Linked DNA regions of Homo sapiens: region 1 is linked to region 2. A link is a contact called in ENCODE Hi-C or POLR2A ChIA-PET data. All regions are on one chromosome and are shown on one strand. Each heading gives the region's core, a stretch centred on a gene start or an enhancer-like site at or near the end of the contact. The rest is flanking DNA. Distances are from core to core; before and after follow the strand shown.

The links. A loop is a pair of places that touch in the nucleus more often than their neighbours do. ChIA-PET counts read pairs that join two places held with the same protein, here RNA polymerase II (POLR2A). Pooled maps may share reads with other maps.
Region 1: a map of ascending aorta shows a loop between it and region 2 (2.4-fold over the local background). The contact joins the promoter of ARHGAP17 here to the enhancer-like site in region 2. A Hi-C loop is called at or near these places in 1 of 168 maps with a recorded cell type or tissue (ascending aorta) and 3 of 50 pooled maps. POLR2A ChIA-PET finds 5 or more read pairs at or near these places in 1 of 52 experiments (BJ).

The regions. Positions count from the first base shown.
Region 1 is chr16:25,012,281-25,017,445 of GRCh38, forward strand. ARHGAP17 (Rho GTPase activating protein 17) reads right to left here and starts at 3,089. Exons shown (of 20, transcript NM_001006634.3): 1 at 2,929-3,089. The coding sequence starts at 2,981. It also overlaps the pseudogene LOC100421171. RefSeq lists enhancers at 1,977-2,645, 2,646-3,314 and silencers at 2,628-2,677, 2,738-2,787, 2,848-2,897, 2,978-3,227.
Region 2 is chr16:24,699,607-24,704,196 of GRCh38, forward strand. It overlaps a transcript of TNRC6A not described here. Among named protein-coding and RNA genes, the nearest start is that of TNRC6A, 28 kb to the right of the region's middle. Within about 2 kb of position 1,490, at least 19 of the 41 ENCODE cell types and tissues checked have a DNase peak (open chromatin) inside an H3K27ac peak, as active enhancers do; they include ascending aorta, where a contact is called at or near this core.

The sequences.
Region 1 (5,165 bases), core at 1,839-4,338, 310 kb after region 2:
ATCGTAAACAAACTGCATCATGCGAACTCATTCCTTCCAGGCATTACTAATTCTCTACAAGTCCCTCCCCTGGAACCTTACAGTGAAAGTACTCAAAGGTCTCCCTTCTGAGGAGAATATCTCACTGCAAGACACCACCTAGAATTCCACAAATTGATAAACCAAAACACGATGGGCATGACATTCACATATATAACTTCCTTCTCCACCTAGATCGCAGGGGCGAAAACAAAAAAACCCTTTGCTTTGTAGCCTTCATCTTGACCTAAAAACACCCAGAATCCTGATTCTGGGGCCAACCAACCACCTACTTCCAAGCAGTAACAATTCTAGGCACTCTCCAGCCTCCGTTTATCTTCCTTAGTCCTTTCTGATTACTTAAGCAGAAAACACATACACACACACATCTAGGAAATCAACAGCAAGGAAGCAACAGGTTTCCCAGTTAAAAACAGATGTTCTGACTTTGGGTGCATAATTGCCACACCCTTAATAGTTCTGTAATAGCTTCAGCTTCCACTGGCATCTAGCAATAAAGATTTTTAAAGACAGTCAAAGGTCAGGCCCAGAATTACAGCTCCAGCATGAATCACCATCTACTCTATCCACTTCATGTTTTCCCATACTCGGGCCCACACCACCAAGGCGATCTAGTAAGAACTCAAATACCAGAATTAACAATGTCTACTGCACCCTGGCCATGGGGTAGGAACCACAGCAGACCCTGGGAATCAAAGGAGACACAGCAAGGACTCTCAAGGTATTTATCTGATGGAGAACACACACAAGAGGCAGTCACAGCACAGAAAAGCAAGTGCTACACAGGATTACAAGAACGCCCAGGAGAGGCATCCAATCTATGCTGTAGCATCATAGAAGGCCTTTCAGAGGCAGAGGGACCTTTCCCAGAAGGCTGAAGAATGAGCAAGAGGTGCCTGGAGAAAAGGTGTGGTGGGAGAGGCTTCCAGGAGTTCCAAGTAGATGCTAGCAGGTAAGAAAGCAAGACCTCCTGTGGAAACTGAAGGTAGGCAAGCATGGCCGGAATTTTAAAATGTGAAGGTGCCAGGCAAGGTGGCTCACGCTTGTAGTCCCAGAACTTTGGGAGGCCAAGGCAGGCAGATCAGTTGAGGCCAGGAGTTCGAGACCACCCTAGGCAACATGGCAAATCCCCACTCTACAAAAAATACAAAAATTAGCGGATGTGGTGGTGCCCACCTGTAGTTCCAACCACATAGGTGGCTGAGGCGAGAGGGTCGCTTGAGCCCAGGGAAGTCAAGGCTGCAATGAGACAAGATCGCACCACTGCACCCCAGCTTGGGTGACAAAGGGAGACCCTGTCTCAAAAAAAAAAAAAAGTGTGAAGGGAGAAGCCTCTAAGATGACCCAGGAGTCAAAGAGACCCTAAATAGCTTGGTAGATTTAAGTCTCAGAACTTTGTATAAAAAGAGTGAAAGTCCCTTACCTGTCACGAACAATGTAAAAACAAGCCAAACGACTATTTGACAAATGTATCTTGGCACTTACTAAATACTAGTTCCACAATGCACGTTGCTCAGAACACTAACAAGGGTACGAAACTCACAAGAAATTATCATGTGCTTGTAAACTGTTCCTTGAAACATCAGCCGCCATTACCACACGTCTACCTTCCTCTCAGCATTATTTCTTTAATTTTCCTGCAAATAACAGAAAAGTAGGTTTGTCTGGGCTTTAGGGGCAGCGATTAACCCTGAAAATAAGAGTTAATTCTCACCACAATAATACGGTAGGGAATCGAAAAAATTAAACAAGGAAACTAAGCAAAAAGATGGAGGAAATGAAACAGTAAAAAGCAAATTTAGAAAACTCGAGAGGAAGTAAAAGTATTTTCATACACTCAAAAAAAAGAAGTGTCCCACGTGCTTCAGCCAAACCAAACTCCCCTTAACTGTTAAAAACAGAAAATCAAAAGAAGAGCTGTGAGAAATTCATACTTTCGTATCTCTTTGCTGAATAAACACTAAATCGGTACAGTACAGCCAGCTGCCCTGAAAGACCTTGAAATATTAGCCCCAGATAATACAGCACATGACAGTCACCTCCAGAAACTCTCAAAAACCACAAATCATTTCTTGTTCTGACAACCTGATCTACCAACTCTGGTCTAGCCTGCCATTTAATAATCAATAACGTTTCTTGTTAAGCACTTCAACCGTAGCAAAGGAAGATAAAGAAGCATTTGTTTCCAAACCTAAGGTGAGACTTTTTAAATTGGCGCAAGGCGTCTCCATAATCCTTTTCCGCCAATTCCTAATTTCTAAATGTCAAGAACTGGCAGCAGCAGTCCAGTTCCTAGGAGCCCTGGTTTTGAGACAGCACCACCTCCGAATTCCCTCAAAGGGCGTTCTGAACTCACTGAGCAAATCCGGCTGGCTTTCATGTCCCTCTAGCCATTTCTTGCCGCCATGCACTTACAGGAGAAGGACTCGCAAACAGCGGGAGCACCGGGAAAGCCTGGGACTGCCGCCCCCCACAGCACAGCGCTCGGCACAGCGTTAGGGACAGAAGTCACCGTTGTTGAGCCCAGGGCAGCGATCCCAGCTGGCTCGGCCCCCGGGAAGGGAGGAGAAGGACCGGGTCTACTCCCCGAGGGCGATGCTCCCGGGGCAGGGACAATGGGCAGGGGACCCCGCGGTGTGGCGGAGGAGGCGGCGGCCCTCCCCTGCAGGTCTCGGGAGCCCGGCGGCGCTGAGAGACAGGCGGGCCGCCTGGAGCGCGGCGCTCGGGCCTCAGCGCGGCGCAGCCCCCGGGCCCGTGCCCCGCTGGTCTCGGGCAGGGGCTGCGGCCCAGCTCAGAGCCGCCGGACCGCGGAGGAGCCGTCCCGCCCCCGCGCCCTCCGCCCTCCGCCCCCAGCCCCGGTGCGACCCCCGTGCTGCCCGGCGCACTCGCCTGCCCACGGTCTGGTTAGCCAGCTGCTTCATGCGGTTGAACTGCTTCTTCATGGCGGCGGTGGCGGCGGCGGCCCGCGGGGCTCGGGCCGGGCAGGGCGGGGGACAGCCTGGCAGCTACTACATCGCTTCCCGGCCCAAACGGCGGCGCGGCGGTGGCTCCCCGGGCCGGCGGCCCCGCCCTCGCCTCGTCACTTCCAGTGGCACCGCCCGCCCGCCCTCTAGGTCTGGCCGAGCCGAGCTGAGCCCGAGTAGAGCCGAGTCGAACCGAGCCGAGGCTAACAGTGCCTTACCTGACACGGGCGAAGAGCTAGAAGGCCCCGGGCGAGAAGACCACTAGGCCTCCTCCGCCTGGCCTCCCCGACCCCAACGCTGCCCGGTCACCCTCTCGTTTATTTCAACGTATGAAAAGCTGTTTCTAGCAGGGCGCAGTGGTTCAACGTTGTAATCTCAGCACTTTGGGAGGCCGAGGGGGCAGATCACTTGAGCTCGGGAGTTCGAGAGCAGCCTGGCCAACACGGTGAAATCCTGTCTCTACTAACAATACAAATTTAGCTGGGCGTGGTGGTGGACGCCTGTAATCCCAGCTACTCAGGAGGCTGAAGCAGGAGAACGGCTTTTACCCGAAAGGCAGAGGTTGCAGTGAGCCGAGATGGCGCCACTGCACTCCAGCCTGGGCAACAGAGTGAGAGACCCTGTCTCGAAAAAAAAAAAAAAAAAAAAAATTAAAGTCAATGTGTGTTTTCCTTAACACACGTGCTCACACACTCATGTCTTCCTGGTTTGGTGGCCTTGGCTCCAGGTAAGCCCCTTCTTTGCATTGGATGGGCAGCAATGTGGCTTCTTTCATCAGCCACATCTCAAATGTGCTCCTAAATGTCATAGAAAAAGGAAAGAGCTCCCTAACTATGGGATAAAGGAGACTGATGCCAGTTTGGAATTCTTAATATCAAAGAATGAGGGACTTCAAGATCTTTTTAGTGACCTAGGAGAGACCTAGGAAGCATCAGAGCTTCAGATAGGGCAGCAAACTAAAAGTTATCGACATCAATTACAACAGAAAGAGGTAGAAATGAGCCTTCCTAAAACAAGAAAGCAAGCACTACAGGATCGGTTGCAGGACCGGCAGCCAGCCCTGGAGTCAGCACATTCAGGGAAGGCCGGAGGTTCCCATCCACACTGCATCCCCTCCATTCCATGTGGTACCCATCATGCTTCAGTGTTCCACGACGCTTACATGGGTTTTTATGACATAATTTCATCATAACAAGAAATAAACAGATAGTCCAATGAAGTTCTAAAACTTGAGTCTCCAGTTGGCCATTGGAAATGTATTGCTCAGACTTATAAAATAGGAGGAACAACTAGTTTTGATGAAAATGAAATCTACAAACTACAAACACCAAATATTAATATCATCAAGGAGCTCAAACAAAAAAGAAGTCAGGATACTGATGACCATCAGCTTGAATTATCAGTATTACAGAATGTTCATCAACAGAAATTGAGGGAAATAAGTTGTAAGCATCAAGAAAATCTAAGCAATTAGGAAGAAAAGATTGAAGAACTGGAAAATTTGTTACAGCAAGGTGGCTCAGGAATTACAGTACATGATCTCTCTAAACTTCAAGAGAAGGAAAACACTATTCATGCAAGCTCTACAAATTGAAAAAGTAGAGTCTACCAAAAAATTGAAGAATTTGAACATAGAGTAAAAGACAAATAAAAAATTATCTTCTGGGGCCAGGTGCAGTGGCTCACACCTGTAATCCTAGCACTTTGGGAGGTCAAGATGGGAAGATCACTTGAGCTCAGGAGTATGAGACTAGCCTGGACAACATACTAAAACCTCATCTCTATGAAAAATTTAAAAAAAAAAAAAAGGCCAGAAGCAGTGGCATGCACCTGTACTCCCAACTAGTTGAAAGGCTGAGGCAACAGGATCATTTGAGCCCAGGAATTTGAGGCTGCAGTGAGCTATTATCACACCATTGCACTCTTGTCTGGGTGACAGAGTGAGACCCCTAGCTGAAAAGAGGCTATTGGAAGAAACAACTCTGAGAAAACCATGAAAAGATTGTCCACTGAAGCTAACCTGGAGAGCTCTGCCTTACAGCTAGAGCAAGAGTGTGTAATTAAACTCAGCCACGAGAAAGACTCTGAAATGTCAGCACTCAAAAAGAATATTGAGGCTGGGTGCAATGCATCACACCTGTAATCCCAGCACTTTGGGAGGTC
Region 2 (4,590 bases), core at 240-2,739:
TACTTGGGAGGCTGAGGTGGGAGAATCGCCTAAGGTTAGGATTCCAAGGCTGCAGTGAGCTATGATTGCGCCACTGCACTCCGGCCCAGGCAACAGAATGGAACCCTGTCTCTACCAAAAAAAAAAAAAAAAGCTTCTGAGAAAATAACAAATACAAAAGCCCAGAGATGGACAAGAGAGCACTGAGCTGAAGGGCCACAGATACCATTTCTTTAACAGTCAACCCTGAGGACTTGAGGGGTAAGAATTATTAATTTCCATTTTACAGATATGGACACCGAAGTTCTAAGAAGCTCAGCAATGTGCCAAGTGCTAGTGTTACACAGGAAATAAGTAGCAGAGACAGGCTTTAAATCTAGCTCTGATGCCAAAGGCTATGTTCCTTCCACCATGCTTGATTCTGCCCCTTCCAGAATCAGGGACCCTTTAGGTTCTGGGTGCCCAAAGTTTTTGACCCACAGTAACTCTAGTATCTGGTAATAGCTGGGATCAAAAGGTGCCCCAGAGGCTGGTCAAGGTGGCTCACACCTGTAATTTTAGCACTTTGGGAAACTGAGACGGGAGGATCACTCAAAGGCCAGGAGGAGTTCAAGACCAGCCTGGGCAACATAGTGAGACCCTGTGTCTGAATTTTTCTTTTTTTTTTTGAGACAGAGTCTCACTCTGTTGCCCAGGCTGGAGTGCAGTGGTGCGATCTTGGCTCACTGCAATCTCTGCTTCCCAAGTTTAAGCAATTCTCCTGCCTCAGCTTCCCAAGTAGCTGGGACTACAGACGCATGCCACCATGCCCGGCTAATTTTTGTATTTTTAGTAGAGACAGGTTTCACCATGTTGGCCAGGCTGGTCTTACGAACTCCTAACCTCAGATGAGCCTCCCCCCTTGACCTCTCAAAGTTTTGGGATTATAGGCATGAGCCACCGTGCCCAGCCTATGTCTGAATATTAAATAAATAAGTAAGTGGTGCTCCAGGGGGTTCCCTCACACTCTTCTCTTTCTCTTGCTGCACCCCTGAACCCTAATGACCTATGGATCTTCGTGGTAGAGGTGCCATATTGGCTGTGCTCAGTAACTAGGCTCAAAGTGCTGACCGCTGTGCCTGTCTGGCTGTCTTAGCCAGTGAGATGCTGTCCTTAGGCAATAGCCTACCTATATGTTTCAGCCGATCCCTGACCCCACACCTCTAGACATTCTCCACTAGCCAGCATGTTGAACATCTTTTCTCTTGCTTCTTTATAGCAAACCACTTGTTCCCTGCCACCCCATGTTCCGCCATGGCTACCACGTGGGCTGACGCCTTCACAGACATGTTTCTCTCGCTCTTTGGAATTGTCTGTCACTGACCCAATGCAATAAGGCTGCCCAATGTGCTCTGGTCATCCCAGGCTGAATTAATCAAAGTATAAGGCCCAGAACCAGGGAGGTGGACTTGGGTCAGCCCTAGCCCGGGAAGAACATTCAGTTCTGGGAGGAAGGGTGCCAAAAGGCAGTTAAGTTCAGAGGCAATTATCCAGAGAGCACGAGGCTCAAAGCCAAAATGTATGAGTAACATTGAAAGAATTGAGGTTGTGTGGACTGAAGCAGAGATGACTCAGGCGGAGACTATTCCCAAATGAGGCTGCAGGGGACTGCAGGGGGAGCTTCAGGAGCTGGGGCTCACTGCCACTAAGAATTCACTCCTCTGCTGGCATCTGGCTCTTCAATGCTCCCAAGCCTCTCTGAGTCTGAGTTCCCTCTCCCACCCACCTTACTAACTTTTTTTTCTTTTTTTTTTTTTTTGAGACGGAGTCTCGCTCTGTCGCCCAGGCTGGAGTGCAATGGCCATGATCTCAGCTCACTGCAACCTCCATCTTCTGGGTTCAAGCAATTCTCCTGCCTCAGCCTCCCGAGTAGCTGGGACTACAGGCGCATGCCACCATGCCTGGCTAATTTTTGTATTTTTAATAGAGATGGGGTTTCACCATGTTGGTCAGGCTAGTCTGAACTCCTGACCTCAGGCGATCTGCCCGTCTCAGCCTCCCAAAGTGCTCGGATTACAGGCGTGAGCCACAGTGCCCAGCCACTTACTAACTTGTCTAACCTCCTGGCTTCCGAAACCCATGGCCCTGCTATCCCTTCTGTCATTTTCACAAATGATTCTGCCTCTTTCCTCAGGAAATTGAGGCCAATAAGAAAAACATTCTCTGCACCATCAACTAATTGGTATCTGAACCCATCCTTTCCTCCTTCCTTCTGGTCTTATGGAAGAGAGACTGGACTCCTTCCAAGGTTAATTCTTCCACATGGACTTTGGAGTCCATCCATCAACTTTGTTCCTATTTCTTCCACATCTCACACTCCTATAAAGAAGCCTAAGTCTTTCCTGTACTGAAAAAAAACAAAAACAAAAAAAACACGCCTCTCAATAACCCCACTGATTGCCTCCTCTTCTATATGCAGGGACCATGTGTCTTCTCTTTCACATTTCACATGTAAACTCTATTTTCTTTTCTTTTCTTTTTTCTTTTTTTTTTTTTTTTTTGAGGCAGTGTCCACATTTCGCGTGTAAACTCTTTTTTCTTTTCTTTTTTCTTTTTTCTTTTTTTTTTTTTGAGGCAGGGTTTCGCTCTGTCACCCAGGCTGGAGTGCAATGGCACAATCTTTCCTCACTGCAGCCTCTGCCTCTGGAGCTCAAGTGATCTTCCCAGCTCAGCCTCCCGAGTAGCTGGGACTTCAGGCACATGCCACCATGCCCAGCTAATTTTTGTATTTTTTGTAGAGATGAGATCTTGCCATGTTGCCTAAGCTTGTCTTGAACTCCTGGGCTAAAACAAGCCACCCACCTCAGCCTCCCAAAGTGCTAGGATTATAGGCATGAGCCACCATGCCTGGCTCTATCAAATCTTCAAACCTTATCATAGTATACCACTGCTATTTAAGCTATTGCAGATTAGATTGGACCATATGAAATTGTCATTTTTTCAGTAACAGCTTTTTTGAGAAATAATTCACATACCCTACAATTCACACACTTAAAATATACAATTTGGCTGGGCACGGTGACACCTCTTGAAACCAGGGGTTCGAGGCTGCAGTGAGCTGTGATCATCCCACCGCACTTTAGCCCGGGTGACACAGTGAGATGCTAACTCTAAAAAAATAAAGCATACAGCCAGGCGCAGTGGCTCACGCCTGTAATCCCAGCACTTTGGGAGGCTGAGGCAGGCAGATCATGAGGTCAGGAGATCGAGACCATCCTGGTTAACATGGTGAAACACCGTCCCTACTAAAAATACAAAAAATTAGCTGAGCGTGGTGGCGGGCACCTGTAGTCCCAGCTACTCAGGAGGCTGAGGCAGGAGAATGATGTGAACCCAGGAGGCAGAGCTTGCAGTGAGCCGAGATCGCGCCACTGCACTCCAGCCTGGGTGACAGTGCGAGACTCTGTGTCAAAAATAAAATAAAATAAAATAAAATAAAATAAAATAAAATAAAGCATCCAATTCAATGGTGTTTAATACATTCACAGAGTTGTGCAACCATCACCACAATCAATTTTAGAATATTTTATTCACCACCTAAAAAACCCACATTCTTTAACTATCACCCCCATCTCCTGATCACTCACTCCCGGCCCCCAGCAACCACTAATCTACTTCCTCTCTCTATGGATTTACCTATTCGAGACATTTCATATAAATGGAATGACATTATATGTTGTTCTTTGTGTCTGGTTTATTTCACTTACCATAATGTTTTCAAGGGCCAACCATGCCATAGCATGTGTCAGTACTCAACTCCTTTTTATGCCAAATATTAGTCCATTGAATGGATGTGCTAAATTTTGTTAGCTAGATATGGTAGTGCACATCTGTAGTCTGTTACTCAGGAGGCCGAGGTAAGAGGATCACTTGAGCCCAGGAGATTGAGGCCAGCCTAGGCAACATAGTAAGATCCCATCTCAAAAAATAAATTAATATATAAAAACAAACATCATCTCTAGAGAGACAATTCCAGTGAAAAAATAAATTTTATTTATACCTTCATTCATTGATGGACATTTGAGTTACTTCTACTTTTTCCCTATTATGAATAAAACTGTTATAAACATTTATATGCAAGTTTTTGTGTGGATATATGCTTTCATTTCTCTTGAGTATACACCTAGAATTAGAGTTGGTGGGTAATATGGTAAACTCTATGTTTAGATTTTTTTTTGGCCGGGCGTGGTGGCTCACGCCTGTAATCCCAGCACTTTGGGAGGCCAAGGTGGACAGATCACCTGAGGTCAGGAGTTCAAGACCAGCCTGGGCAACATGGCGAAACCCCACCTCTACAAAAGATAGAAAGATCAACTGGGCGTGGTGATGCGTACTTGTAGTCCCAGCTACTTGGGAGGCTGAGGCAGGAGGATCACTTGAGCCCAGGAGGTCAAACCTGCAGTGAAATGTGTTCACACCACTGCACCCAGCCTGGGTGATGGAATGAGACCTTGTATCAAAAAAAAAAAAAAAAAAAATTTTTTTTTGGAGACAAAGTCTCCTTCTGTTGCTCAGGCTAGAGTGCAGTGGCACGATCTCAGCTCACTGCAAACTTCGCCTCCTAGGTTCAAG